2 separate regions of the Homo sapiens genome follow, and region 2 is linked to region 1. A link is a loop called in an ENCODE intact Hi-C map of the cell type or tissue named here. Cell type or tissue: left ventricle myocardium inferior. All regions are shown on one strand. Each heading gives the region's core, and the rest is flanking DNA. Links, peaks and the distances in the headings are about the cores only. Region 1 overlaps CHCHD6 (coiled-coil-helix-coiled-coil-helix domain containing 6). Region 2 has its middle 11 kb from the start of PLXNA1.

Evidence for each region. Peaks named below come from ENCODE experiments on the same cell type or tissue, not always from the same donor. Only the 100,000 strongest peaks of a DNase experiment are listed, where the experiment ranks them.
Region 2: it touches region 1 in a loop (2.6-fold over the local background); 91 of 110 quality-filtered maps call a loop at or near these places.

What each region holds. Positions count from the first base shown.
Region 1 is chr3:126,758,301-126,769,924 of GRCh38, forward strand. All of the region lies in intron 4 of CHCHD6 (coiled-coil-helix-coiled-coil-helix domain containing 6), which reads left to right. It also overlaps the pseudogene RCC2P4. Among named protein-coding and RNA genes, the nearest start is that of CHCHD6, 60 kb to the left of the region's middle. In left ventricle myocardium inferior, for the core only: no CTCF peak of the experiment used is centred there; a DNase peak (open chromatin) is centred at 7,094.
Region 2 is chr3:126,966,469-126,978,092 of GRCh38, forward strand. No RefSeq gene overlaps it. Among named protein-coding and RNA genes, the nearest start is that of PLXNA1, 11 kb to the right of the region's middle. In left ventricle myocardium inferior, for the core only: no CTCF peak of the experiment used is centred there; a DNase peak (open chromatin) is centred at 5,693; H3K27me3 peaks cover 2,822 bases.

The DNA of each region.
Region 1 (11,624 bases), core at 2,214-10,213:
CTCCATTAACCATATCCACCTCCTCATGCCACTTGTCTGTATGTTTAATTATGTAAATGGCATTACAAATCACAGTGGTGTTGAACTACATCTCATTTCTCACAGCAAATCAAAGCATGTTACACTGTGTCTTTTTGGCCATTCTTTCAATCTGAAGGTAGACACGGTAGAGGATGATTGCTTTCTTCTTGTGAGGAAGATGAGTTGGGAAAATGGATGTTTTGGTAAAAGTGATTTCATGGGATGCATGTGGGATCTCACTAAGCGGCTGACTTTTGTTCTTTTAACTTAAGATAATGGGTTTTGTGTCTATTAAGCCAGTTATTTGCTGTCCCATTTTTAGCAATTGGCTTTAATTCTCAAGCCACTCTCAAGTTTGTAGGTGAGCAAGGAGATGTGTGCAGTCTTTGAACTATAGGAGGAGGACGAATGGAGCCAGTAAGACTTTCCTTTGCCAGGTCACTTGTAGGAGGGATGGGTCTGAGACCGCCCTGTGTCCTCCTCTCTCATTACCTCCAGAATGTGTTCTTTTAGAAAGCCACCCTTTCTGTCTACCCTGCGTCACTTATGTTGTAATAGAAGCTCATTTCCTTTTGACTGGTGTTCAATAAAGAGTAAATGGTCAGTACCCTTCCTGGAATAAGTCTTCACTTTTTGTGCTCTGCTTTGGATCGCATCTGTGGGCCCTGTGTGCTTTCTCATTCTCTGCTACCTCTTGCTGTCAGCTCACCAGCGTGGTCAGGTCTGCCTGTTCTCGCCAGTCCAGCCCTGCGGCCTCCTGCAGCCCTGCCACTTTCTACCAGCAGCTCTTATCTCTCATTGCCTGTTCATTTGTGGTGTTCTTGTAATCCAGTGGTTAGCCCTACTACTCTTCTGAAATGATTTACTCAGATGCTTTCCTGCCTTCCAAAGCCAGAGTGTTCTTCAGGCCTCACTCTACCTGTATTGTTATTGAGTCATGTAAGAGTTACTTGGAGATATTGTAATTTCATCCATAAATACCTGAATATGCATCTCATCTCCTTAAGAACAAGAACATTCTCCTGTCTCACCACAATAAGATGATTGTACTTTCTACCTCATACATAGGCTACATTCAGTTTTCCTTGTCCCAATCAAGTCTTTTGTAGTGGTCATTTGAAATTCCAAGATTCAGTCAAGGACATGCATTTCTTATAGTTGCTGTGTCTCTTGTGTGCTTTAATCTAGTAGAAGAGTTTTCCCAGGCCTTATTTAGTCTTTTATGACATTGATATTGAAGAACCCAGCTACACTGTCTCTATAAAACCACTTGGATTTTTCTGATCTTTTCCTCATGATGAGGTTCAGGTTAAATGGTTTGGTCAAATAGGCGCTACCGGGTGATTTTTTGCTCTCCTCACTGTATTATATCAGGAGATACATGATGGCAGCTCCTGTCGCTCTTGGCACCATTAAATTTGATTACTTGGTTAAGGTGGTTTATACCACATTTTGCTATGGTAAAGGTACTGTTAGTCTGTTCTTGCATTACTGTGAAGAAATATCTGAGGCTGGGTAGTTTATAAAGAAGAGGTTTAATTGGCTTAGGTTTCTGAAGGCTGTACAGGAAGCATGGCACTAGCATCTGCTCGCTTTTGGAGAGGCCTCAGGGAGCTTTTACTCATGGTGGGAAGGCAAAGGGGGAATAGGCGTCTCACATGGTGAGAACAGGAGCAAGGACTGGGGAGGTGCCACATACTTAAAACAACTAGATCTCTTGAAAACTTGCTCACTGTGGTGAGGACAGCACCAAGCCATGAAGGATCTGCCCCATGACCTAAACACCTCCCATCAGGCCCCACCTCCAACACTGGGGATTACATTTCAACATGAGATTTGGGTGGGGACAAATACCCAAACTATATCAGGTACCTGTTCCTTTTTGAAATTAGTAAGTAATCTGTGGGGTGATGCTTTGCAAGTGTGTGGGATATCCTGTTTCCAGCCTTTCGTCCAACAATTTTCTGCCCATTGATGATTCTTGATTTGTTTTTTCAGTTCTTCTATTGTGGTAAAATATATATAAAATAAAATTTGCCATTTAAGTCATTTTTAAGTATACAATTCATTGGCTTTAATTATAGTCACAATGTTGTGCAACCATCACCACTCTCCTTTTCCGGAACTTTTTCATCATTCCAAACTGAAACTGTACCCATCAAACAAAAATTCCCCCTTTCCCATATCTTTGGTCCTGTCAACTACTCCATTCTACTCTGTCTCTATGAATTTCACTACTCTAGGGACCTTATATAAGTGGAATCATAACAGTATTTGTCCTTTTGTAACTGGCTTATTTCACTTAACATAATACCTTCAAGGTTTATCCGTGTTATAGCATGTGTCAGAATTTCTTTCCTTTTTAAAGCTAAACAATAGTCCATTGTATGGATAGGCCACATTTATTCATCTGTTGATGGGCACTTGAGTTGTTTCTACCTTTTGGCTATTGTGAGTAATGCTGCTGTGAACAAGAGAGTGCAAATATCTCTTCAAGACCCTGCTTTCAATTCTTTTTTTTTTCTCATTTGGAGGCAGGTCTTGCCCTGTCACCCAGGCTGGGGTGCAGTGGCACAATCATAGCTCACTGTAACCTCAAACTCCTGTGCTCAAGTGATCCTCCTGCCTCAGCCTCCTGAGTAGCTGGGACTACAGCTGTGCACCACCATGCCCATCTAATAAAAAATAATTTGTAGAGAGAGGATCTTGCTGTGTTGCCCAGGCTGGTCTCAACCTCCTGGCAAGCGATCCTCCTGCCTTGGCCTCCCAAAGCGTTAGGATTATAGGCATGAGCCACTGTGCCTTGCCAATATATATATACGCACACACCCCCATAAGTAAAATTGTTGGATCATGGATTAATTTTGTTTTTAATATTTTAAGGAACTGCCTTACTGTTTTCTATAGCAGCTGCACCATTTTACATTCTTACCAGTTTCTCCACATCTTGGAGATGAGAGGTCCAGCTTCTCCACATCTTTGTCTCTGTCTCCATCTTCACATGGCATTCTTCCCTCTGTGTCTGTCTCTGTGTCCAGATTTTCCTCTTCAAAGGACACCAATTATATGACATTTAGGGCCCACCATAATACAGTATAACTTCATTTTAACTAATTACATCTGTAAAGAATGTAATTATCTATTTCCAATCAAGCTCACATTCTGCACATCATAGCTAACTCCAGCCTCCAATGGCTGGGCTCAAGCAGTCCTCCTTCCTCAGTTTCCCAAGTATCTGGGACTATAGGCATGCACCACCATGCCTGGCTAATTTTTTTATTTTTTAATAGGGACAGGGTCTTGCTATGTTGACCAGTCTGGTCTCAAACTATTGGCTTTAAGTGATTCTCCTGCCTTGGCCTCCTAAAGGGCTGGGATTACAAGTGTGAGCCACCGCACCCAGTCCTGTTAATTCTTCTTTAAATGTTTGGTAGAATTCACTACTGAAGCCATCTGGTTCTGGACTTTTCCTTGTTGGGAGGTTTTTGATTACTGACTTTGATTACTCTTGTTAAAGTCTTTTGAAATGTTCTATTTATTCTTGAGTTAGTTTAGGTAATTTGTGTGTTTCTAAGAATTAGTCTTTTTCGTCCAGGTTATCCAATTTGTTGGCATATATTTGTTTATAATGCTCCTTATGTCCTTTTTATTTCTGTAGAGTCATTAGTAATGTTCCTATTTTTATTTCTTATTTTAGGTATTTGTATTTGCTATCTTTTTCTTTGTCAGTCTTGCTAAAGGCTTGTCAATTTTGTTGATCTTTTAAAAGAACCAACTTTTGACTTCATTGATTATCTTTTGTTTTTCTATTCTCTGCTTCATTTATCTCCACTCTAATAATCTTTATTATTTCCTTCCTTTTGCCAGCTTTGGGTTTAGTTTACTCTTTTTCTAGTTCTTTAAGTTATAAACTTAGGTTATTAGTTTGAGATCTTTCTTGTAATGTAAAGATGTATGCTGTAAATTTCCCCTTGAGCACTGCTTTCCTTCTATCCCGTAAGTTTTGGTATGTTGTGTTTTTGTTTTCATCCATTTCAAGTTATATCCTAATTTCCTTTTCTGTTTTCTTCTTTGATAAATTGGTTGTTGAGTATGTGATTTCCACAATATTTGTGAATTTTTCAGTTTTCTTTCTCATTGATTTCTACCTTCATTCCATTGTGGTTGGAGAAGATACTTCTTATGATTTCTGTCTTCTAAATTTGTTGAAGCTTGTTTTGTGCCCAATATATGGTCTATGGGGAGTGTTCTACATATGTCTATTAAGTCTCATTGGTTTATAGTATTGTTCAAGTCCTCTGTTTTCTTATTAATCTGTCAAATTGTTGTGTTTATTATTGAGAATAGGGTATTGAAATCTTGAACTTTTAGAACTATTTGTCCCTTTTATTTTATGAACGTTTGCTTCCTATACTTTGGAGCTCTGTTTTTCAGTGCATGTATATTTATACTTGATATATCTTCTTGATGAATTGACCCTTTTATTAACGTATATCCTTTTTTGTTTCTTGTGACTATTTTGTACTTAAAGTCTACTTTATTTTGCATATTATTATAGCCACCCAGCTCTTTTAGTTATTTTGCATACTTTCAGTTCCAACCTATGTGCCTTTGGATCTAATGTAATTTTCTTGTAGACAGTTTATGTATCCATTCTGCCAATCTCTGCCTTTTGATTGGAGTGTTTAATACATTTACATTTAAAGTAATTATTGAGAAGGAAGGACTTTTGCCATTTTTGCTATTTGTATAGCTTTTATTGTCCCTCAGTCCTTCATTTCTGCCTTCTTTTGTATGTAGTTGATTTTTCTAATGTAGTTAACTGATTTGATTCCCTTCTGCTGTCTTCCTTTCCTTTCCTTTCTGCTTCTTCCTTTCCCCTTTCATCTTTCTCCTTTTTCTTTTCCCTTTTCCTTTCCTTTTTCCCTCTCCTTCCTTTCCTTCCCCTCCCCTCCCTTTCCCTCTTCTCCCTTTTTCCCCCTCTTCTCCCCTTTTTCCCCCTCTTCTCCCTCCCCCTCCTCTTTCAACAAGGTTGTGCTCTGTTGTCCAGGCTGCAGTACAGTGGCATGATCATAGCTCACTGTAATCTCAAACTTCTGGGCTCACACAAGCCTGCCTCAGCCTCCTAAGTACCTAGGCCTATAGGTGGTTGCCACCATGCCCAACTATTGTTTTTGTTTGTTTATTTGTTTGTATTTTTTTAAAGATGGGGTCTTGTTATGTTGTCCAGGCTAGTCTTGAACTCCTGGCCTCAAGTGATCCTCTTGCCTTGGCCTCCCGAAGTGCTGGGCTTACAAGCATGAAGTACCACACTCAGCCTCATTTCTTTTAGCGTATATTCTTCAGATACTTTCTTTGTGGTTACAATGGGGATTACAGTTAACATCCAAAATTTCTAACAATCCAGTGGAATTGATATCAGTTTAACTTAAAATCTCTGCCAATTCATGGAGACAGAAAGTAGAATAGAAGTTACCAGAGGCTATGGGAGAGGAAGTTGAGGAATTATGGTTTAACCAGTAAAGAGCTTTTGTGTGGGATGATGCAAAAGTTTTAGAAATGGATAGTGGTGGTAGTTACTCAGCATTTTGGATGTACATAATGCTGAAATTGTATGCTTTACAATGGTTAAAAATGGCATATTTTATTTATATTTTACCACAGAGAATAAAGCTAAAAACAACTAACTCTGCTTCTATATAGCTCTGCTCCCCTATTTATGTTATCGTCACAAATTATATTTTTATACATTGTGTCCCAATAATATAGATTTATAATTTTTTTGTTTTCTAGACAATTATATCATTTATTTAAAATGTTTACTCTAAGAAATATATATATACACACACATATATACACATACATACATACATACATGCATATATATATATATATATATATATAAATATATGAAATAATACAATTACAGCACTAAACCAGGCACCTTCAACCAAATCACAACCTTCTCTTTGATTCCCCTTCATGCTAATCATCTTTCAAATTCTTTGTCCTGAGCTGGAAGACCAGTCAGATGCCCACGGGGTCAGCACCAAGCACGTTCCCAGCTGGGCAACTGTGTACCTTTCTCTAGGAGTACAAGACGACCTTCCCCACAACTCCTTGTTTTAAAGGATTTAACCCATTCGGAAGTTCATTTTTTAATTTAAGCCAAAGGGAGGTGCGGGACAAGGCAGTCTTCACTTCGAAGGTCCCTTTCCTGCTCCACTCCCTGGCTAGGGTTCTAGAAGAGGCTGGCTGCCAGGTTTACATGAGGCTGCCGGAAGATCTAAGTGCAGCTCCGCCCAGGGCGGCTCCTGCAAAGGCTAGGACTTCGGGTGCTGCGTCCTCAACCCTCTGGGTGACCACAACTCAAAGGAGAGACGTCAAGGATTCCAGGAGCACAGATGCCTGGGTTGCGTTCCAGGAAAGAGACCTGTCCAGGCAAACGGATCAGGCTGTCTCCTGGAAGTTTGAGTTAGAGATGGTGGTTTTGGGGTGATTTGGACAAATTAGGTTAGTTTAGCAAAGCTCTGAAGTGGCAGAAGCTTCTCCCCTGGACTACTGATTGAACACAGAACACGAGATGCACGTGGCATCTCTAAGACTTAAGTCTTAGAGAGATGCAGGCCAGCTTCCTCCCATAGGGCCTTGGGACTGGCGGGACAGACACTGCTACGTGCCCTCCAAGGGCGGGAGTCACGGTAAGGAGTGACTGGGGTGGAAAATAGAGAAAAAAGCAACAACAACTAGATCATTTTTGGCATTTTAACATGGAGACAGTGACAAGTGGTAACAATAGCAAATGCAAACAACAACAACAAAAAAACTTGAAGAGACCAATATTTAACTTTCCCATCTACCCAGTTCTCACATTTAAGTTCTATTCTCATCTCCCCCATAAGCACCACTGAATTAAATATCTATTTTAAAGCACCCAAACCAGTCCAGACCCTCTGGAAACCAAGAGCCCTAGCCAGAGCTGTCGCCTCTCTTGGGTCCAGGTGAGAGGAGGGTTCCAGGAAAGGCACCTCATTACTCACTCAGCACAGCGAGCTCGGGCACAGGCACTTGACGGGGACACTGGTGGCAGTCACAGCATCCGTGCTGACACGCAAGGAAGGACATTCTTTGGTAATCTCAAATATTTGGTACCAGAGCCAAGCAAACGTGACTAAAGAGAGCTGAGTCAGCAGAACGGTACCCCGAGTCTCAGTAACAGGACGGCCTGTGCGACGCAGGATCCAGGTAGGGGAAAAAAGGAGACCAAAGCACAAGGTGATCAAGGCTGGTACAGAAAGGGCTGATCCTTCTTGCAAGGACTGGAGAATGCACTTGACTGCTGGCTGATCAATCTCTAATTGGTGAGTGCATGTGACAAGGCTCAGCCCTGGCTCCACAGGGAACCACCTCTGCCCCACCCCCAAGTCCCCATGGTTCCACCATCACCTGATTTTCATTTGGACTTCTTTAACAGCTAAAGTAGATATAAATGGCTAAACACAGACTCCCAATCCCCCTCCAGGGGGACACTGCAGATTATAGGCAGCCAAGGGGAGAAACAGAACCAACACCGGCTTAGGCCAATCTGCAAGAAAAAGCAGGAAAGGAGGACCCGGATGCTTCCAAAGCATGTGAGCGTGGTTTTGGATGGAAGCAGGCCGGTGACTTTGCCTGGCTGCTGCTGGTTCCTGTAAGGGACATTTTTTCTGATTAAATGGCGATTCCTCTTCTATGTAGCATCTGCTTGGATCATGATGGTAATCATAACTGGAAAGGGGTGTTTTGGGGAGTGTATTCAGGAGAGGAAGAAAGAAAAAACTTAAAAAAAAACCTAGATTGCTGAAAGTTTCTGCCTCTTGTAGGAATGGTAAGTCAACTATCAGCAAGTATTTTAATTCGACATTAAAGGGAAAAAAACGTACTTTGGAAAGCATACAGAACAAAAGGTAAATATTGGATCACTTGTAAAATGGAATCTTATGGAGTCTAAACAAAAATGCACCTTAGGTCAGCTTTTGCTTTTTTAAATACCTCGTTTGACTTCCCATCCCAGTGCACATGGAAGTGACAGCTGCCACGAGAGGTGTAGAGTCGGAGAAGTCTCTGGGAGCATCAAAGGGTTTGGCGGTTGTATTCTGGTAGTTTCTTGATCTTCTCTTTCTCGGTCTCACTTTTGTCTCTTGGTGTCACCAAAGAGTGTGAGTAGCCCATGGTGACCTCTGAGAAAATGCCATCCAGAGTCTTCACCTCCTGGGCTGCAGTGGAAGACTTGGGCTTGTGGTCCCTTAGCCCAGTTCCCCGAAGGTCGGTGATGGGCCCCAGCTATGGTGCTCTCTCGGTGGCCACAATGATGCTGCTCTTCCCACAAGCCAGGCTCTGGATTATCCAGCCACAGAGGTCCTGCACTGCTTTTGGGTATGTGGTAGATTCACGGGAGGTGTTGGTGGCCCCCTGGAAAAACAGACCACCCACTTCACTGATGGCAAAGGAGCAGGTGTAACCAGTATAGATCTGGGACACCCGATGTCCAGGGAAGTCAAACAGCTTCACCAGGTGGGGGACCATCTCATCCTGCTCTGCGTGGCCCAGCCGGCCATAGCCACTGAAGCCCCAGGAGAAGACTCACTTCTGGGAGTCCAGGACCAGTGTGTGGTTAGCGCCACAGGCTACGTCTCACACAGCTACATTTGGTACAGGCAGGATCTGCCTCAATGAAGATGGTCACTCAATGGGGAACCAGTCTGTAGTTGTACTCTGTCCGCCGTGCCCGGGCGATGAACTTCCCATCCGAGTTGTGTCCCAGCTGACCATATTCATGGCACCCAAAGGAATAGAGGTTTCCTTTGCAGTCCATTATCATACTGAATTCAGCCCCAAAGGCCATTTTGGTAATTGGCTGGCCATTGTATATTATCTGTGCGGGGCTGGGGATAGTGTCTGTCAGGTTGCCAAGGCCCAGCTGCCCCATCTTGTTCTCCCCAAACGCAAACACGGAGCCCATTTCCATCAAGGCCAAGGTGTAGTTCTGCCCACATGCTGCAGACATGATCACTTCGTGGCTGAGGCCCTCGATGAGTCTGGGGGCTCCTACTCTCTTGGTGTCACCATGTCCCAGCTGCCCTTTCTCATTCCTAGATTTCCAAAGAATCTTTCCTGACTTTTCCTCCCATGCCTGTTAGGTGCTCTCTTTTCTGTCCAGACCATGATTTTCCCACCAGGCACCTGTGTGTTGTTAGCTTACCCAAAGCATTTTCTATTTTTTATTTCTATTTATTTATTTTCAACATTTAGGTTCAGGGGTGCTTGTGAAGGTTTATTATATAGGTAAACTGCATGTCACAGGGGTTTGGTGTACTAATAATTTCATCACCCAGATAATTAGCCTAGTACCCAAAGGGTATTTTTTCTGATTCTCTCCGTCTTCCTACCTTCCACCCTCAAGTAGGCCCCAGTGTCTGTTATTCCCCTCCTAGTATCCAAGTGTTTTCATTGTTTAGCTCCCACTTGTAAGTGGGAACATGCAGCCTTTGGTTTACTGTTCCTGTGTTAGTTTGCTTAGGATAATGGCCTCCAGCTCCATCTATGTTGCCACAAAGGACACGATCTCATTCTTTTTTATGTCTGCATAGTATTCCATGGTGTACATGTACCACATTTTGTTTATCCAGTGTACCATGGATGAGTATTTAGGTTGATGCCATGTCTTTCCTATCGTGAATAGTGCTGCAGTGAACATATGTGATATGGTTTGGGTCTGTGTCCCCGCCCAAATCTCATGTCGAATTGTAATCCCCAGTGTTGGAGGTGGGGCCTAGTGGGCAGTGATTGGATCGTGGGGGTAGATTTCTCATGCATGGTTTAGCACCATCCCCTTAGTGCTGTTTGTGTGATAGTGAGTGAATTCTTGTGAGATCTGTTTATTTAAAAGTGTGTAGCACCTCCCCTAACCTCTCTCTCTCGCTCCTGCTTCTGCCCTGTAAGACAGCTGTTCCCCCTTTGCCTTACACCATGATTGGAAACTTCCTGAGGTCTCTGCAGAAGCAGAAGCCACTATGCTTCCTGTACAGCCATGCACAGGAAGAACTTGTTCTTCTTGTGTACCTTTTCATCCTGTGCAGCAGAACTGCGAGCCAGTTAAACCATTTTTCTTTATAAACTACCCAGTCTCAGGTATTTCTTTATAGCTGTGCAAGAACGGACTAATACAATATGCATGTGTGTGTCTTTATGGCAGAACAATTTATATTCCTTTGGGTATATACCCAATAATGAGATTGCTGGGTTGAATGATAGTTCAATTTTAAGTTCTTTGGGGAATCTCGCCACATTTTCCACAGAGGCTGAAGTAATTTACATTCCCACAGCAGTGTCTATAAGCATACCCTTTTCCCCACAACCTCGCCAACATCTATTATTTTTTGACTTTTTAATAATATTCTGACTGGTGTAAGATGGTATCTCATTTTGATTTTGATTTGCATTTCGTTAATGGTTAGTGATGTTGAGCATTTTTTCATATGCTCATTGGCTGCATGTATGTCCTTTGCCCACTTCTTAATGGGGTTATTTTTTTGCTTATTAATTTGCTTAAGTTTCTTGTAGATTCTAGGTATTAGACCTCTGTCAGATGTATAGCTTGCAAATATTTTCTCCCATTTTGTAGGTCGCACGTTTACTCTGTTGATAGTTTCATTTGCTCTGCAGAAGTTCTTTAGTTTAATTAGATTCCATTTGCCAATTTTTGTTTTTGTTGCAATTGCTTTTGGTGTCTTTGTTGCGAAATATTTGCCAAGTCCTATGTTCAGAATGGTATCTTCCAGTATTTTATGGTTCTAGGTTTTACATTTAAATATTTAATCCATCTTGAGTTGATTTTGTATGTATTGTAAGGTAGGGGTTCAGTATCACTCTTCTGCATATAGCTAGCCAGTTATCACAGCACCATTTATTGAATAGGGAGTCTTTTCCTCATTGCTGGTTTTGTCAAAGATTAGATGATTCTTAGGTATGTGGCATTACTTCTGGGTTCTCTATTCTGTTCCGTTGGTCTGTGTGTCTGTTTTTGTACCAATACTCTGCCGTTTTGTTTACTGTAGCCCTGTAGTATAGTTTGAAGTTGGGTAACATGATATCTCCCGCTTTGTTCTTTTTGCTTAGGATTGCCTGGGCTATTTGGGCTCTTTTTTTCTTTCATTTTTTTGAGATGGAGTCTCACTCTGTTGCCCACGCTAGAGTGCAGTGTTGCGATCTTGGCTCACTGCAACCTCTGCCTCCCAGTTCAAATGATTCTCCTGCCTCAGTCTCCCGAGTAGCTGGGATTACAGACCTGTGCCACCACTCCTGGCTAATTTTTTTTGTACTTTTAGTAGAGATGGGGTTTTGCCATGTTGGCCAGGCTAGTCTTGAACTCCTGACCTCAAGTGATCCACCCAGCTTGGCCTCCCAAAGTGCTGAGATTACAGGCATGAGCCACCATACCTGGCCCAGGCTCTTTTTTGAATATGAATTCAATATGAATTTTAAAATAGTTTTTCCTAATTCTGTGAAGAATATCATTGGTAATTTGATAGGAATAGCATTGAATCTGTAAATTGCTTTGTGCT
Region 2 (11,624 bases), core at 1,312-9,311, 210 kb after region 1:
CTTAGAACCCCGAAATAAAACATGCGTGCACCTAACACAGAGCTTCAAAATACAGGAAGCCAAACTGGCAGAATGGAAAAAGCAATAGCCCAATCCGGAATCATCACTGGAGATTTGGGAATGTGCACACCGTTTGCATAGCAATTCTAGTTCTAAGAACGAATCCTAAGGAAGGAAGCATGTGTGCAGGTCCTGTGTCCTGGGCGCTCGTCCTGATGTCTGCTCACTGCCTCCTCCCTTTGTTCACACATAGCCCTGGAGCGCCCACCCTGGAGCCGGAGCATCCAAGCCTTGAGCCACTCCTGAACATCTAAGTCTGTTTTCTCATGTGTAAAGTGGGGACAGGCATAGGCACCGTCCCCTTAGGGAGCTGAACGCTCATGGAGTTGGGAACACAGGCAGGGCAAGTCTGCCCCCCAGGAAGGCCTTGGCTGCTGAGAGCCACTTCACCAACAGTACGCCCTGGGGGCCAGGGGCTTCATCCCTTGCCTGGTGATGGGGTGGGGTATAAAGGGTGTCTTCACTGGGAGTGACTTGGAAGCGGATCCCAACTCAGGAGCTAGCCCAGCCCACCCTCTGCCCACTGCCCCCTCCCTCACCACATGGGTGTGGACCCCGGTACCTCCTGAGAACTGCCCTGCAGGTTTATCTCTGAGTCAGCTGCTCAAGGGACACAGAGAACTAACATTACGCTCTCCCCATTCTATCCCAGGTGCCCTCCAAGCAGTAATGATACCAGTCCATTTCCTCATGGGCTTAGGATCTAGCAGGAAAGGTGACATTTGCCATCAATTGTGGTGAGGCCCCCAAGCTCAGGGCCTTAGGGCTTGGCCTAGGTCAGTGGTCCCCAGCCTTTCTGGCACAAGAGGCCAGTTTTGTAGAAGACAAATTTTGCATGGATGGGGTCGAGGCAGTGGGGAATGGTTTCAGAATGAAACCGTTTTCCCTCAGGTCACTGGGCATGAGCTAGATTCTCATAAGGAGTATGCAACCTAGATCCCTCGCATGTGCAGTTTACAATAGGGTTTGCACTCCTATGAGAATCTGATGCTGCCTCTGATCTGACAGGAGGCGGAGCTCAGGGAATGCTCGCCGCCCACCGCCCCCGTTCCTAACAGATCAGGGACTGGTACTGGTCCACAGCCCGGGAGTTGAGAACCCCTGGCCCAGGTGATGCGAAGTTAGAGGGCTGAGCTGGTGCTAGCCAGGTGAAGGAGCTGCTTTGTTCATGCTTTTTTCAGGGGGTGGGGGTTCTTTTGTTGTTTAGAGACAGTATCTCACTCTGTCATCCAGGCTGGAGTGCAGTGGCTCGATCCTAGCTCTCTGCAGCCTTGACCCCATGGGCTTAAGCGATCCTCTTGTCTCATCCTTCCAAGTAGCTGGGACTACAAGTGTGTGCCACTAGTGTTTATAATAGTGTCAAAATATTGGAAACAACCTAAATGCCCAACAATAGGGGATGAAATAAAATGTGGTACCTCCATAAGACAGCTCTAAAGCCTCTAAGAATAGGGATACTGAGTGTATTCACGTGGCACTTTCTCCACTCCATTTAAAGAAGTAGCATGCACTGTACAAACCCATTCTTTAAATGAAAAAAATCTTACCTATGCATATGTAAAAATATATAGATGCCCAGAGAAAAAGGTCAACAGCATTAGACATTAAAATGTTATCGCGCTTTTCTCTGGGGATAGGATTATGGATGTTTTGGTTTTTGTTTTATAATTGACTGTATTTTCTGTTTTTCTAAGTTAATCTGAATTTTGTTTATTACCCCCAGGCTAGAAGCCTCCTGAATGTAGATGTTGGACATGGTCTTCCACAGTCTGGGCCTGTCGGGTCGTGGCCAGGCCGGGGTCCGCTCTTCCGACACATCTGGGGTCTTCAGTGGGTGCTACCTGGGCCCAGCTGTTCAGCCCCCAGGCCAAGCCTGGATCTCCTTGAGTATTTTGCTTTCCCTGCCTGCCAAGCAGAGAGAGGCAAGGGCATAAACCCTGCGGAGGAGGAGAAGGGGGAGGAGGGACAAGGCAGGAGGCGACTGTGTGCCAGAGGGAGGCCCATAAAGCCATGGGAGTGGCAGCCGCAAGAGGGGTCTCCGTTGTTTATTCACCCTTTGTGTTTCATCTACTGAAGATGGAGCATGAGCAACACGAGGGAAAAGCCCTGTCCTCTGAGCTTAGAGATCAGTGGGGGAGACAGACTAGATCAAAAACAGGTTCTATAGGGTGGTACACAATGCAGAAAAAGCAGAGGGGATGGGACAGCCCGAAGCAGGCTGGGACAGGGGCTGCGGTTCCCTGCACGCCTCCTCTCCCAGGAGAGACACCCACACACAGGCGAGCCACCTCATTGCCCTGGCCCTGGGACCAGCACCGCCCAAACCGGGTTCTCTATAAGGAAAAACACTTCCCCCTCATATGTGATAACCTGCCTCATTAAATTTAATGGGCTGGTTATTCCCGTTAAATAAACATCAACTAATTATGAAAAACATATTTGCCGAAGTTTGACTATGAAATGGACGAGCCAATTACATGGTTATTCAGCCTCAAAACACACTCAGTAATGAAGTGGGGTGCAGACTAGCAGTGGGTGGGATGGGGGAGTGCCTGGAAGGCAGAGATCCCCTCTACCCTTTCCCATGCTGCAGAGCTTGGGGGGCCTCCAAATGTCAGCTTGCTGGACAGAGGCTCGGTGTCGGTCACCCCCTCCCGCACACGTGACAGAACCCTCGCTGAAACTGACTACCGCAAAGAATGTGTGGGCTTCAAAAGTCCAGGAGTGAGCTTCAGGCCAGCTGCATCTAGAGGCTTAACCACAGTTACTGGGACCTGGGCTTTCTCCTTCCAGCCCAGCTCTTTCTGTCCCCATTGTTTTGTTCCCAGCTTTCCATGGGTCCAAGCTCTGGTGTAGCTTAGCAAGGTCCTCTGCTGAGGGGCTCACCAGGCCAAGATGAGGTGAGGCACCCCGTGTGTCTCCGTGAGAGTCTCCAGCAATGCTCACCTTACAAGGTGAATTTCTCTTTCCCTGAACTTCCAGCTCAGGGTTAAAGGTCAGATAAAAAAAAAAAAAAACCCTAGCACTAACAAAGTAATATTAGAAAATCCTCCAGGGAGACCAGTAAGCATAAGAAAAAAACTATTCCACATCATCACGACTAACCAGGGAGATGCAAACTGAAACCACCAGGAAGTGCTTCTACATCCAAGCAATGGCTGAGGTGAAAGGACAGGCAATACCCAGCGTCAGTGAGAAGGAGCAACCCCCGGGGGCTCACTGCTGCTGTGAGGAGTATGAAAGGATGACAGTTGCTTCGGAAAATGGCTTGCCAGTTCCTTACAAAGTTAAACATTCGCCTACACTGCGATGCAGCAATCTTACTCCTGAGTTAATACCCAAGAGAATGAATATGTATGTCCTCTAAATAGTACGCACAAGAATGTTCATAGAGCCTTACTCATCACAGCCACAAGGTTAAAATAACCCAAGTGCCCATGGAAAGTAGAATGGTTAAGTTGTAGTTTATTCACACGATGAAATACTACAGCATCACGAAAAAGAACACACTCGAGCTCCCTGTAGCAACATGGATGGATCTCTCAGACACCTCGCGGTGAGAGACAGAGGCAGATACAGAAAAATTCACGGTTGTATTAGCTTTCTGCTGCCTCCTAACTAATGACCACAAACAGTCACTTGCAGCAATATATGTCTGTCCCCTGCTTTCCGTGGGTCAGAGCTCTGGTGTGGTGCAGCGAGGTCCAAGACTGCCCTCCAGATGTGGCTAGCCTGGGTTCCTCTCTGCAGCTCAGGCTCCTCATTCAAGCTCACCTGGATATTGGCAGAATTCATTATCTTGCTGGAGGATCGATGGGCTGTCTTTTTGCTATCAGCTCAGCTAGAGGCCACCAGTCGTCCCCTGCCTGGAGACTTGCTCACAGACTCTCCATTGCCAGCAAAGAGATCCCTTGTATGTGTAACATAATCATGAGAGGGACATGCCTTCACATTTGCCCAATCTATTGCTTGGAAGCAAGTCACACACTTAAGGTGGGGGGGATTATAGAGATCTGACTCATGGGAGACCTGGAGTATGTCTGCCATGGTACTGGATGGGTCTGTTTATATGAAGTTCAAAGATAGGCAAAACTAACCTATGGTGAAGGAGTCTGGATAGGGGTTCTCTGGGGGGCGAGGGGTGGGGTCAGAAGGAACCTTTGTTTTGTGGAGATTACACATGTATTTGTGTAGAAGTGTAAAGATGCATTCATTGAGCTGTGTGCCTAAGGATTGGGGACTGCATTGTATGTGAAGGAAATAAGAAGGAGAGAGGGAGAAGGGAAAGGAAAAAGGAAGGAAAGAAGGGAGGAGAGAGAGATCTATCTAAAAGCAGCTCTTAGTTTGTATGTTTTTTTGCAGAGAGGCAGGATGTCCCTCTGTATCTGCACGTTGGACACAGTGTATACGTCTCTTCATGGACACAGGAGACACCCATATCAGTTTTTGCTCTGGTGAGCTGGGGGCAGGTGCTGGAGGGAGGCCGACTTCATTGTATCCTTTTATGCATTTCTTGGATTTTTTTTTTACAACGAGCATATATTTTAATAATTAAAACATCTTAAAAAAAAAAAAAGGCCAGACAACTCAAAGGGTAAAGTGTACTTGGGGCGGCGGTGGCTGTGATATCAGAGCAATTGTCCCCACACCATCCCCACCTTATAGTGTGAAGTTGAGAGGTGAGTGCAGCTGTAAGTTGGGGAGACTGCTAGCATCTGTTCCAGGTTGGGGAAAGTCTCTTGTATTTTCCTCCTAGTGGCTGCAGCAAAGGGTCAGGTAGGGACACCACACCTGGGAATGCACACAGAGGAAGGTGAAACCAAGAAATAGATGCCTGGTGACATTATGGGAGTCCCCGGATTCAGCCCTGCCTGAAGCCAGACAGGGAAGCACATTGATGAATGTCCCTTGGGATGAAGCAAAGCCGGGTTTCAGCCAGCTTCCTCCGGTGCTGTCCTGCCCATGGTTTATGTCCGGTGTCTACTCTGACTGGCTGTTAAACATATACATATTTTTCAGTTTTTAAAGATGGAGTCACACTGTGTTGTCCAGGCTGGAGTCAACCTCCTGAATTCAAGTGATCCTCCCCCCTCAGCCTCCCAAGTAGCTGGGACTGCAGTCGCATGCCACTGCACCTAGCTTTGGCTGTTAAATGTTTAAATGTTTAAATATTTTAAACATTTTGGTGTTTATTCCTTGAGCCCAAAAAGCTCTGCCATCTGGATGGGGTCTCCAGGCCATGGGGCTTGGAGCTAGGTGCTGTGTGTTCAGGTCCAGCTCCTCCCTTCGCTGCCCTGCTGCCCCCTCCTCAGTGGGCCTGCGTCCCTGGGGCTGGTACCTGGCACACCACGTGCCCAGGAAGGGTGGGCAACTCGGTTGGCCTGGGCTTCTGAGGGCACAGGAGAGCTGGGCTGGTTCTGCCTGCGCATTTTCTGTGGAATGCAGACCATGCTGGCAACACCAGGGCCTCGGGACACCTCTGCTTCTGACGCAGGCCCAGGACAAGGGGTGATGCCCTGTGGTGAGCTGCAGCTGCTCCCAACCCAGGCCGGGTGGGCGGGTGCTTCAAGGCAGGCTTCCCAGAAGAGGAGGAGCCTGTGCGGGGGCTGGAGGAAGGTCAGCAGGGTGACCTCAGGGGAAATAAGTTGTTCCCTCTGTCTCCAGAACAGAGGAGCAGAACAAGCATCATGTGCAAAGCTCGTGGTGAACCGGGGAAAGCACAAAGCACCCCCGTGATGGAGGGTGGGGGTAGGGTAGGAAGAGAGGCTGGCAGGGGGAGGGCGACTCTCTGCTTCCTCCGGGGGCCTCTGTGGCTCCGTCTGTGGCTGTCCAGAGCAGTTGCCAAGTATGCCCCTGGGGCCTGTCACTTCTTCATGCCTTGGTTTCCTCATCCATGTAAAGGGGGCAGTCGTGGCCCCTCCCCACCCACCCGGTGGTCAAGATGCCTTGGGGAACCTGGCATAGGGCCGGCCCTTCAAATTTCTTTGCTCTGGTCCTCACAGAGACCCCAGGGCCACGTGATTTGTGGTGTGGTCCCGAAAAGGCACTGAGGGATGGTGTCGGGAGGGGACCCCATGTTGCTGCCTTCAAACCCTGTGCTCCTTCAGATGAGCCCCCAGCTGCCATGGTGGCATTCCCCGCTGGGCCAGGGTTGCTCCATAGGGCTGAGGCAGAGTATGGCATGGCGGTTAGAAGAGATCCCCAAACTCCCACCCTCCCTTTCCAGCTCCACTCCCACCCATGCACCAACCCATCAATAGTGCAGGCTGCTGCAAAGAGGCATGCATGGGGCTGGGGGTGGGTAGGGGGCTCCCAGCAGGCTCTCCATGGCTGGGGCTGGAATCCAAGGCTAGCAGCTCAGGCCCCTGGAGGCAGCCTGCTGCTGGTCAGGTGGCAGATTGTGTTTTCCAAAGACTGCCTCCCCTGCACATCCGTCCTGCAGGGCTTTGCAATGCACAGTGGGCCTGTCACCCCTGCCAGAAGAGGGGGCTGTGCTCTGTTCCCTGGAGAGCCATGGGGCTTGTCACCAATCTGCCTGATGCAGCGTAGCCCAGCGGTGGTGCCCTCCAGGCTTCTGAGCCCCAAACCCCCGCTTCTCCTCCTCTGTACTTCCTCTCCCTGCCCCCCTGGATGGGAGCTGTGCATGGACACATAAGAAGGTCGGCTGCCCTGAAGCCACCATGCTGGAGAGGCTGTGGAAAGGCCCCACAGAGCTAGACAGAGCTGCCAAAGAGCCCCGCCCCAGGGGAGTCTTGCCAGACAGGTGGGTGAGGAGCTGCAGCCTGTGCAAGTCCCAGCTGAGGCCTCGGACACTGGGACAGAGACCAGCCTTTCCCACTGTCCTCTCTGAATTCCCTGCAGAGACCATAAGAGAGAAGAGCAGCTACTGGCTGAAGCCACTACATTTTAGGGCGACTTGTGATGCTGCAGCAACTGATAGCAACTGCACCCCCACAGCCCCTGATGGATGCTCTGCCTGGCACCAGGCTCTGTGCCCCTGAGAAGATGGGCTCCCTGGCTTGCAGAGCTGCTATTTGTGGGGCCGGAATAATAAACAGCTGAATGGACCAGAGACTATCAGTTGGTTAAATGGGACTGGGATGCATTTTCCATCAGGGAATCAATCGGGGCTCCTCTGAAGAGGTGATATGAGCTCTGAGGCCTGGAGAAGGAAGAGATGGCTCTGGGAGCTGGGACCAGGCAGCCCAGCCCAGGATTGCTGTGATGGCCTCTGCTGGGTATGGCCCCCAGAGGCCTGCTGGCCTGTGAGCTCTATGGGGGTGCACAGGGCACTGGTTCTGCCCAAGAGGAAACGCCAGCAGTGGAGTTGGTGCTGGTGTAAGAGCAACAGCAAAGGTATTTTTTTTAACTTTTTATATTGAAATAATGATAATCTGTAACAATTACAGATTCACAGGAAGTTGGAAAGATAATAGAGAGAGAAGCCTGTGTACCCTTCACCCAGTTTCCCCCAATGGTCACATTCTACATAACCACCACACATCAGAAAAGGGACATTGGCACTGGTGTGACAAGGGTGTCAAGCCCTGTGTCACTTTATCACACATGGAGATCCATGTTTCTGTCCCTGTAACCAGGATACAGAGCTGTTCCCTCTCCATGGAGACCCCCTGGTACTCCCTTTCACAGTGACAATCACCCCCCTACCCCAGCTCCTGGCAGCCGCCAATCTCCTCTCCATCTCTATGATTTTGTTATTTCAAAAATGTTATATAAATGGAATTATGCCATTTACATTTTCTGTAATTACTGACATAACTTCAGTCTGCTGTTTTATTTTTTGCTTTGTTTGTTCCTGTGTTTGTTGGTGGTGGTGTTTCTCTATTTTCTTTTTTTTGCCTTGCTGAGTGTTACTTGGACATATTTAAGCATCTATTTTGGTTTTTGTACAGTGTTTTTAGTGTATATCTTTGTATAGATTTCTAGTGGCTGCCATACTGCATTATACATATGTACTTATCACAGTCTACTGCCATCAACATTTTACCATTTCGAGTGACATGTAGAAAGCTTCCCTCTCTTTGTGTCCCTTTTCCCCTTCCATTTATAATATAATTATCCTAAATATTTTTTCTACATACATTGAGACATTCGACAATGCTATAATTTTTGCTTCAACCACCAAATGTAACTTAGAAACCTTCAGAGAAGGGGTCCATTGTATTTACCCATAGTTTTGCTCTTTCCATTGTACTTTCTTCCTGATGTCTCAAGATTCCTTCCTTATCACTTTCTTTCCATGAGAAGAACTTCCTTTGGCCCTCCTTTCACAGTAGGTTTGCTGGCAACAAACTTACTTTTCCCTTCACCTGAGAAGGTCTTGATTCCTCCTCATTCCTGAGGGATAGTTTCACTGGGTATAGAATTTATGGTTGACAGCTCTTTTCTTATGGCACTTAAAAACGTTCCACTTATTTCTTGCCTCCATGCTTTCTGATGAGACATCCATGTTTTTTGGAAGGTGGTTACGTGGCTGCTTTCAAAATTGGGGTTTGTTGTTGTTTAGTTTTTGGAAGTCTGACTGTGATATGTCTTGGTGTGGATTTCCTTGGGTTTATAACGTTTGGAGTTCATTCAGCTTCTTAAATCCTTACATTTATGTCTTTTGCCAAGTTTAGGAGATTGCTTCTTCAATATTTTTTCGGCTTTGTCCTCTTTCTCTTCTCCTCCTGGCAATTAGATGACATGAATATTAGATCTTTTGTTATCTCTCAGAGAACTCTTTTCTCCCACCCCTAGTCTATTTTCTCTCTGTTTCAGACTGGGTGGTTTATATTGCTCTATCTCCAGGTTCACTGCATCTTTCCTTTGTCCCCTCTGTTCTGCTTTGGAGTTATCGATTAAGTTTTTATTCTGATTATTGTATGTTTTTAAAAAATTCTAAAGTGTCCATTTGGTTCTCTTTATAACTTCTATTTCCTTGCTGAAACATTCTTTATTTTCATTTGTTTCAAGCATGTTCATAATTGCTCATCAAAGCACCTTTAGGATGGCTGCTTTAAAAGCCTCATCAGGTAATCCTGATATTCCTTCCTGTTCAACATATACCAGTATTGGTGTATGCTGATTGTATTTTCTGGTACAACTGACATTTCTCTGGTTCTTGCTATGACAGGTGATTTTCTTATTGGATCTTGAAAGTTTGGGGTATTGTATGTTGAGACTCTGGATTACATTTCAATCTTCTGTTTCACAGCTGGCCTCTCCTGACCCCATATGGTAGACAGAGAGGGGTGCTGCCCCATTACATCAGGAATGGGGGAGGGAAACCCAGCATCCCCACTTTAACCCAGGTGTTTTTAGCACAATGAGAAAACTTGGGTTGCTTCCCTCATCTCCAGGGAAGCAGGAGGCTGATCTCTTGCTGCCCTGCTTCTTGGCAGGGCAGTGGGGGCAAGGGCTGCTAGGCCTTAAAAAGAGGGTGCCAGGGATGGCTTTTCCAGAGGCTATGGCCCTGGAGAGGGCTCCCATACTTGGGAACATCTTTGGTGACCTGACTGTGACCCCCAGGATGACAAGCAGCATTCTGGGAGTGGTAGGAGCTGGACTGAGCCACGGACTGCAAACTGGAGGCCTGCTGGCTGGGATCTTCACACTTTTGAAAGGTCTTGTTCACTCCACACTCTCCCAATAACATGTGCATGCATTCCACCGATTACTGCTGCTGCAGCCCTGGCCTGCTCCGGCATTTGGCCCATCTCACTATTTACCTCCATCAACTACTTGGCCCCTGAAGTCATCTGAGTTTGCAGCCCCAGGAGGAGGCAGTGCCAAGTCCCCCCAGTCTCCAGGGATTGCTTGCATGTGTGTGGGCAGGTGGGGGGCAGGGGGAGGGACTCTGCTACTCTGTCTTTTGTGCAATAAAGTATTGACATTGACCTGGTTTTGTCTCCAGACCGGGAGTGGGGTGGTGACAGACCTACGCCCAGAGTGGTCAAAGGGAAAGGAAGCCAAGGAGGGCTCCTGGGGTGGGGTGGGGGCTGCAGAGAGGCTTCCTGGAGGAGGGGAGAAGGAGCTTGGGCCTTGAAAAATGAATGGTGGCTGGACACAGTGGCTTACGCCTTAATCCCAGCACTTTGGGAGGCTGAGGCAGGAGGATCACTTGAGTCCAAGAGTTTGAGACCAGCCTGGCCAAGATAGGTAGACCCCATCTCTACAAAATTAAAAAAAAATAAAAATAAAAATAAAGAGGAAAGGGCCAGGTGGGGACCCTCTTGGCCAGGAGCACAGCATGAGGAAAGGCCTGATGTGGAGGTGTCTTTGGAGCAAGAGTACAGTGTGCAAAGAGCACTGGGTACCAGGGAGACATGGCTGTAGGGTGGCCTGTTGGCCCCACAGGGTCCTGAGCGCAGGCATCTCCACACTACCCACTGTGCCACATGGCAGAACATGGGTTGCAGCGCCCACAGGGGAGCCACACCACTTGCTCTGGAAACTGGGCCCCACCACCACCTGGCTGTGGCCTTGGTCAGAACAGCCCCTGACTTGCTGCTGTGTCCACATGTGTAGATGGGTGACAGCAGTCTGCCCACCTCATAGAGGAGCTCAGCGGATAAGCACGTGGATTCCTGCCTTGTGCGTGCTGAGCATTTGGTCCCAGCTGGATGTGGCGGAAGGTGGACAGCGGGTGGGCTGTGCTGGCTGTGGAGGTGCAGATCGGGGCTGCAGTGGCTCCTGGTGGGTTTGACCTGTCCTGCATCCAGGCCCACTTGTTTGAAAACTGCACCTGGATTTTCTTTGGGGTAACCACTTCCCCAGTTCCACCTACTCACTCTGGAGAGGTCCCTGATCTCAGCCAACTATAGGGCCACAGTGATGGGTTCAAGGGGGCTACACGATCCAATCTGGTTCACTGAGGCTTCATTCTGGGAACTTTCCTGGACCTATGAGGAAAGAAAAGCTTGGAGCTGCCAAGGCCACCAGGAGCAGAAGGGCTGTGTGGGCATGAACCAAGCCAGTGGCCAGCAGAACCCTGCTGTGCCCAAGATCCTGTAGGTCTGAGCTGCTGCTCATTTGAGCCAATAGATGCCTCTTGGAGCCTACGTCCAGTTGGGTTTCTGTCACTTGCAACCAGCAGCAGGGGTGGGCAGAGAATGGTGCTGGGTGAGCCTTCTCTTTGGCATGCCTGCAGCTGGGCTGAGCCCTTCTCCTCCTGTGTAGGGAGGATAATCAGGCAAAACCCTCAGAGTTGGAGGATGAGTCCGTGAACACCAACCATAGGCATCACCTCTTTTCAGGCTTCTGCAATAGTCAGCAGTCTCCCCACATCCATGCTAGCTCCCAATGTCCTCTCCACCCAGTGGCCAAAGTGGGCCTCCTAGAATGCAACAGTGATTCCATCTTGCCCCTACGTCCACTGTCAGCGGCTCCCTGTGGGCCTAGGCTCACAGTTTGACCCCACAGGGGCATGTGGGGATGAGCTGAGATGACCACAGTGCTCCACACTCACGACCCGGCACAGGGGGCATCTGTTCCATGCCAGGCCGCAGGCAGGGTGACAACAAAGTGCACAAGGCCCTGACACCATAAGCAGGGAGGACAAG